2 separate regions of the Homo sapiens genome follow, and region 2 is linked to region 1. Evidence: chromatin loops called from intact Hi-C (ENCODE). Cell type or tissue: GM12878. All regions are shown on one strand. Each heading gives the region's core, and the rest is flanking DNA. Links, peaks and the distances in the headings are about the cores only.

Region 1 (2,815 bases), core at 42-2,541:
TAGGCCTATTAAGGGTGTTTTAAAATTTACAGTGTCTTTACTCATTTCAAAGGCACTTCGGAAAGCAAAAGATCTTTATGATTCAGTCTGCTCTTTTGAACAAGTGCCCTTTTGCTTGTTTTTTTGTTTTTTTTTTAAATTAATGTATTAATGTATATTATTGACTCAGCCAATGTCTAATTACCCTTAAATTTTTTTCTGGGGGAGAAAACCCATCCTTCTTCTTTTTTTTTTGAGGCTTTGAATTTTCTATTTGTGAATCTGTCCTTTTATTTGAATATAATTTTTTAAATTGCATTTATTTTGTTTTATGATCAAGTGAAATTTATGGAAAAATATACTAATTAAATCATCCTTTGTTAGCTTTAAATCAAATAGATTATTGTACATAATAAAGTTTATAGTTTATGATAAATGTATTCTTTTAAAACTATGGGATGATCCAGTTCTTCTCTAGTTGTCTGGAGGACTTTTGTGTTTCAGGCTATTGAGTGAATGAATTAGCTAATGAATACTTTGGTTTAACTTAGCAAAGGAGACACAAAATAATCTAACATGGCACTATAGCATTTATTGCTAATTTTAGAAGGAAAATGATTTTGATTTCTGTCATTTATATATACAATATTTTATGAATGGGATAGTACAAAATAATCATTTGTAAGGTCCAGGATGTGTTTCTGTTTTCAGAAAAAAAGGACCATTTACTCCATCTATTTGATGGTATACTTGTTCCTTACAGTAATCTCATTTTTTGGATCTAAACATTTTCTTTGACCTACCACAGTGTTGTCAGAAAATGGTTCTGCAGTGGCTTATACCTGTAAGTCCTAATATAATGCAATGTGGGTATATTATTTTCAAGCTTAAAAGGACCTTTCAGTTTTATTAGTGGGGAGGAGTACAGAGTTACAATTTTGTGCTTTCTCATGACATAGATATTAATTCAAACATAATAATGGATTAAAATACTGTGATAACAGTTTTGTTCTATTTAAAGTTATATAAGACCTAAATTTTCTAGAAGTTTAGGAAGCATGATTTTCTCTGAAGAAATGTGTAAATACAGTTGACCCTTGAACAACCTGGGTTTGAACTGCACAGGTCCACTTAATCATGATTTTAAAAAATAAACTCAATGAGCCCTCCATGTCTGCAATGAAATGTAGATCAAAAATGTAGTATTCATGGGATGCAAAACTCACCTATGCTGAGGCCAACTTTTTGTATCTGTGGTTTCTGTAGGGCTGACCGTGGTGCCTGAGTGCAGATTTTAGTATGAGTGGTCCTGGAACCAGTCACCCACAGATACTGAGGGTTGAATGTATTTTAGTAGTGTGTAACATAGCAATTTTTTGTTTTCTCTTTGTATACTTTTCTGCACCCAGCCCCACATGTTAAGTCTCTATTCTCAAAATGGTCTAGATCTTTTTGGAAGGGTTGTGTTGATTATATGTATATACAGATTGACTTACTCGTAATAAAATCAGTGTTCATATGAACTTCTTCCCGACACTAGATTTTTGGCAGCCTTTTCTGAAACTCTATGTCTACCTGGGCAAAACTGAAAGTGAAAAAATTGCTCAGATACCAATACCTGCTTTTAAGATTAATGAGCTTGGTGACTATAGTGGGAATGACAGTTTATGAAACATGATAAATTTATCTTTTTTATTATGCTGGCTCCAAATTTTAGAGCTCCCTAAGGTAAATAAAGACTCATTGAAATATTTTTTTCCTGAATAAAGAATTATTCTATGTAGTAGTTCAGGCATGATTTAAAAACAAAAGTAGGAGCAAATATTTGGTGATACTTCTGTTTTGTTATGACTAAATCAACTAATTACCTTTAATTTAGGGAGTAACGTATGCATCTAGTAAAAATTTTGGTTTCCTGAAAGAAACCTTAAAACCAGCCCCTATTCCTCTAAGTCCCTCGTTTTTTGAGACAGTCTGTCTCCATTGCCCAGGCTGGAGTGCAGCTGTGCACTCACAGCTCACTGCAACCTCCACCTCCCAGGGTCAAGTGATTCTCCTGCCTCAGCCTCCAGAGTAGCTGGGATTACAGGCATGCACCACTACACCCAGCTAAGTTTTTGTATCTTTAGTAGAGACGGGGTTTCACTGTGTTGGCCAGGCTGGTCTCTAACTGACCTGAGGTGATCCGCCCGCCTCAGCCTCGCAAAGTGCTGGGATTACAGGCGTGAGGCACCACAGTCGGCCCCCTTACTTCTTTCCATTTGTATCTGTATCTGTATTTCTCTCTCTATCTCTCTTTATATATGTGCATACTCTCTATGTATGTTTAGAAAGATATAAAATTTGTTCAGGTTAGTATGTGTGCTTAACCCAATTTGATTATCCTTCCTCTCCTCAAAACTTGTGTCAGGGGTGGGGGACTATTTGTTTTTTTACTGGATTATAAATTACTTGAAACTTGGAGAGTATATTATATTCTCACAGTATTGATTCATTGATAGATTAGCATCTGTGTGATGAAGGACAGTCCTTGATCTCTCATTTGAAAAGTGCCTGGTACACAGCAATTGCTGAAGTGTTTATTGAATGAATTAATTGCCAGGAATTATTTATTACCAAGTAGAAATTTATAATAAGCTGTTCAAAGAGTATAGCTTATATAAATGGCCAGATCTGACTCCCTAGAACCCATTTTTTAAGCTCTAGTCATTTCCTTAGTTTCTTTTAGTATTCTTCTTTCTTTAATTGTATAAATAGCCTGTGCTCATTGTTGAAAATTTAGAAGTTAAAAACAAAGAAAAAATTATAATCCCACCAGCTAAAAATAACTTTAAAG
Region 2 (2,815 bases), core at 52-2,551, 44 kb before region 1:
TTCTTCATTTCCCTCTGGTACAACTCTTGTTTTTCTTGGACTGAAATGTTCAGTCTCAAAATAGAAATTTTAGCATTTTATAACACTTTCAGGCAACTTATATTTATCTAAAAAGTTATTTACTGCCTATGTTGTTTAGGGAGAATAAAATGCCATAGGGAATTTGTAAACAATTTTGGTGCCTTTTTTTTTTTCCCCAGCTGTAGCAGCTATGATGGAGTGATCTTTTTTCCCAGTTTTCAGAAATTTTTTGATTCATGGTAGTGGAACATTTATAGTAATTTTTCTGTTTTTTTAATTGTTGCTGTTGTTATTTTGGTTTTTTTAGTGGATATTTGAAACCAGGTAGTGGTAACAGATACCTGACATGGCCCATTTGTTGATCTGCTGGCATTATTTAAATAATGTTTCTTCTCTTTGAAATATGCCTTTTTAACTAAAATTAGATATTCTTTATAGATGGGGATGAAGTTTTAAGAATACTCGTTCTCTCAGTTCCCAACATAGTACCAGGCACATGGTTGCTCTGCCTCATAAATTTTTGTTGAATCATTAAATTAACAAATGAATGAAACCAACAGGCTTGGAGATAAGTAGATTAGGGAAATGTTATAGAATGATGAACGGACAGCCTTCAGGAATTAAAAAAAGAATAAGATAAATGAGACTATGCCTCTTTGACTTTTGTAATAGTCAGGAGAGGCCTAAAATGTCAGTATCTAATAAATATGTGTATAATCAGAGTACGTATAATACTCTGACTTCTGATGTGCTTTTTCAAGTTTTGATCATTGCTTATTAATATCTCCAATAACACAGGCAGTCTCCAACTTAGAAATAGGTTCTGTTTTTAAAATTTGTCAATTAAATTCATTTTAATAGATTTTTGGGTAACACCAAATATATGGAAGCTATAAACTAAGTGTGTATAGGGAGGGTATAAATAAACCAAGATTGCCACCCTCAAGGGCAGAGGATAGCAAACTTAATTTGTAAAGGGTTAGATAGTAACCATTTCAGGCTCTGCAGACCATATAGCATCTGGCACACATTTACCTGTGTAACAAACCTGCACATCTAGCTGCAACTACACTGTTGTAGACTGAACACATAGACAATAAATAAATGTGGCTATTTATGAAAACAGTTGCTCTAGGAGGCAAATTTGGAGCAAATTTAAATGCCCAATTAAAGACAGTTTCTCTAAGTGCTATCATATTTTTGTTCATTTATTTATTCATCCATTTAACACTTTATTTATGGAGTCGTACATTATTAGGTAAGGTTCTGAGTCTAAGTGCTATAGTGGATACAAAGATGAATCAAATACGCATTTTTTCCTCAAGGGACTTGACCAGAAACTAAACCTAGACTCTCAGACTGGGAACTCCCCAGCAGTGGAGATCCTGCCTGATTCACTTTTGAGAATGACTTCTAGGGCCAAGCACAGCACGGGGTAGGTTGCAGATACTTAGTAAATGTCTTTTCAAGGGTAAGGGAATGAAAGACTAAGGCATAGGTGTCATAAGAGAAATATATGGATAAAATGCTTGATTTCGTAGGAATGAGCCATTGTTTCTTATTTGGGAAATCAGAGAAAACTGTGAAAAGTGAGTTGAATGAGTAGAACATTGAGAAAAGGGAAGAATGTGAGCTAAGTTAAAAAGATAAAATCTTAGGCAGAGGTAGCAAATTCAGATGCTTAAAGGGGGCAGTCACGTGGCACAAATGAGTGAGGGGATGACTGGGTTAAATGGTGTTGCATTATGTGAGTGATGATTATAGCAAAATGAGAGAGCACTTGCTTTTCTAAAGGAGGCAGATCATTGGAATAAACCATTATTACCAGATGTTTGATTTTTCGAAAGAAACCAGAAAGAGATAAATAAGTTTTTCTAAAATGTGGGTTATATCAAGGAAGAAAAATAGGGAAAGGTAGGTTGGGTTAACAACTGTAGATAGCTCCAAATGGCGGGTTAAGGAATGTGTGGACTAAATTTGTAGGCAGTTAATTTTGTAGGAGTTGTGTGATCAGTGGAGGCCTTCAGGAGAATCAAGCCCAGAGCAGTGTTTAAGAAGGGTAGAAACTAAACCTAGACTCCTAGACTGGGAACTCCTCAGCAGCGGAGATCCTGTAGAAGAGGACAAGCCTAGTTGAAAATGCGTTACAGTGGGCAGTACTTTGGGAGTGTAGAGGAGGAGATGATGGCAGCAATAAGAGTGATGATAGCTGAACTGTTTTGTGCCAGGCTTTATGCTAATGTTTTAAATGCATGAACTCATTTAGTCTATATAATAATCCTAGCAGGTATAGATCCTGCTAATATTATAACCCTCTACTTGTAGATGAATAAATTGAGGCTTAAAGCACTGAAATAATTTGTGCAAAGTCACACATTTGAGAAGTAGATGAATCCCAGAGGTACTCTGCTTTGTTGCCTCTGTGCTCTTATTCAGAATATTCTCTTTGTTTCTCTTTCCCCTTCAACTTCTTAAATTATGTCACGGTCTAACTAGGAAAACATATAACTTAAATAATATAAAACAAGGGAAATGTAATTCAAGGAATTGGCTTCATAGCTAGTGGAGTTGTTGAGAAATGAAACTAGGATGGTGAAGCAATCCAGAGATTGGGAACAGCAAGGAACCACTAGCACTCCTAGAGCTGTAGGGCCAAAGGGAGGAGTTGGTGTTTTTCAAAACCACTCTACATTAATTGGAACCACGGATGTCTGTTCAGGGGGAGCTGGAGCCACTGCTGCTGCTGGAGCAGTTGCTAAAGACGGAGAGGAAGGGGCGGTAATACCGTGGTTTC

The links. A loop is a pair of places that touch in the nucleus more often than their neighbours do. Peaks named below come from ENCODE experiments on the same cell type or tissue, not always from the same donor. Only the 100,000 strongest peaks of a DNase experiment are listed, where the experiment ranks them.
Region 2: a loop joins it to region 1, with 2.3 times the contacts of the local background. A loop is called at or near these places in 5 of 110 quality-filtered maps.

What each region holds. Positions count from the first base shown.
Region 1 is chr13:43,073,738-43,076,552 of GRCh38, forward strand. All of the region lies in intron 3 of DNAJC15 (DnaJ heat shock protein family (Hsp40) member C15), which reads left to right. Among named protein-coding and RNA genes, the nearest start is that of LINC00400, 38 kb to the right of the region's middle. In GM12878, for the core only: no CTCF peak of the experiment used is centred there; a DNase peak (open chromatin) is centred at 1,256; H3K4me3 peaks cover 782 bases; H3K27ac peaks cover 1,129 bases.
Region 2 is chr13:43,029,351-43,032,165 of GRCh38, forward strand. All of the region lies in intron 1 of DNAJC15 (DnaJ heat shock protein family (Hsp40) member C15), which reads left to right. Among named protein-coding and RNA genes, the nearest start is that of DNAJC15, 7.2 kb to the left of the region's middle. In GM12878, for the core only: no CTCF peak of the experiment used is centred there; a DNase peak (open chromatin) is centred at 1,401.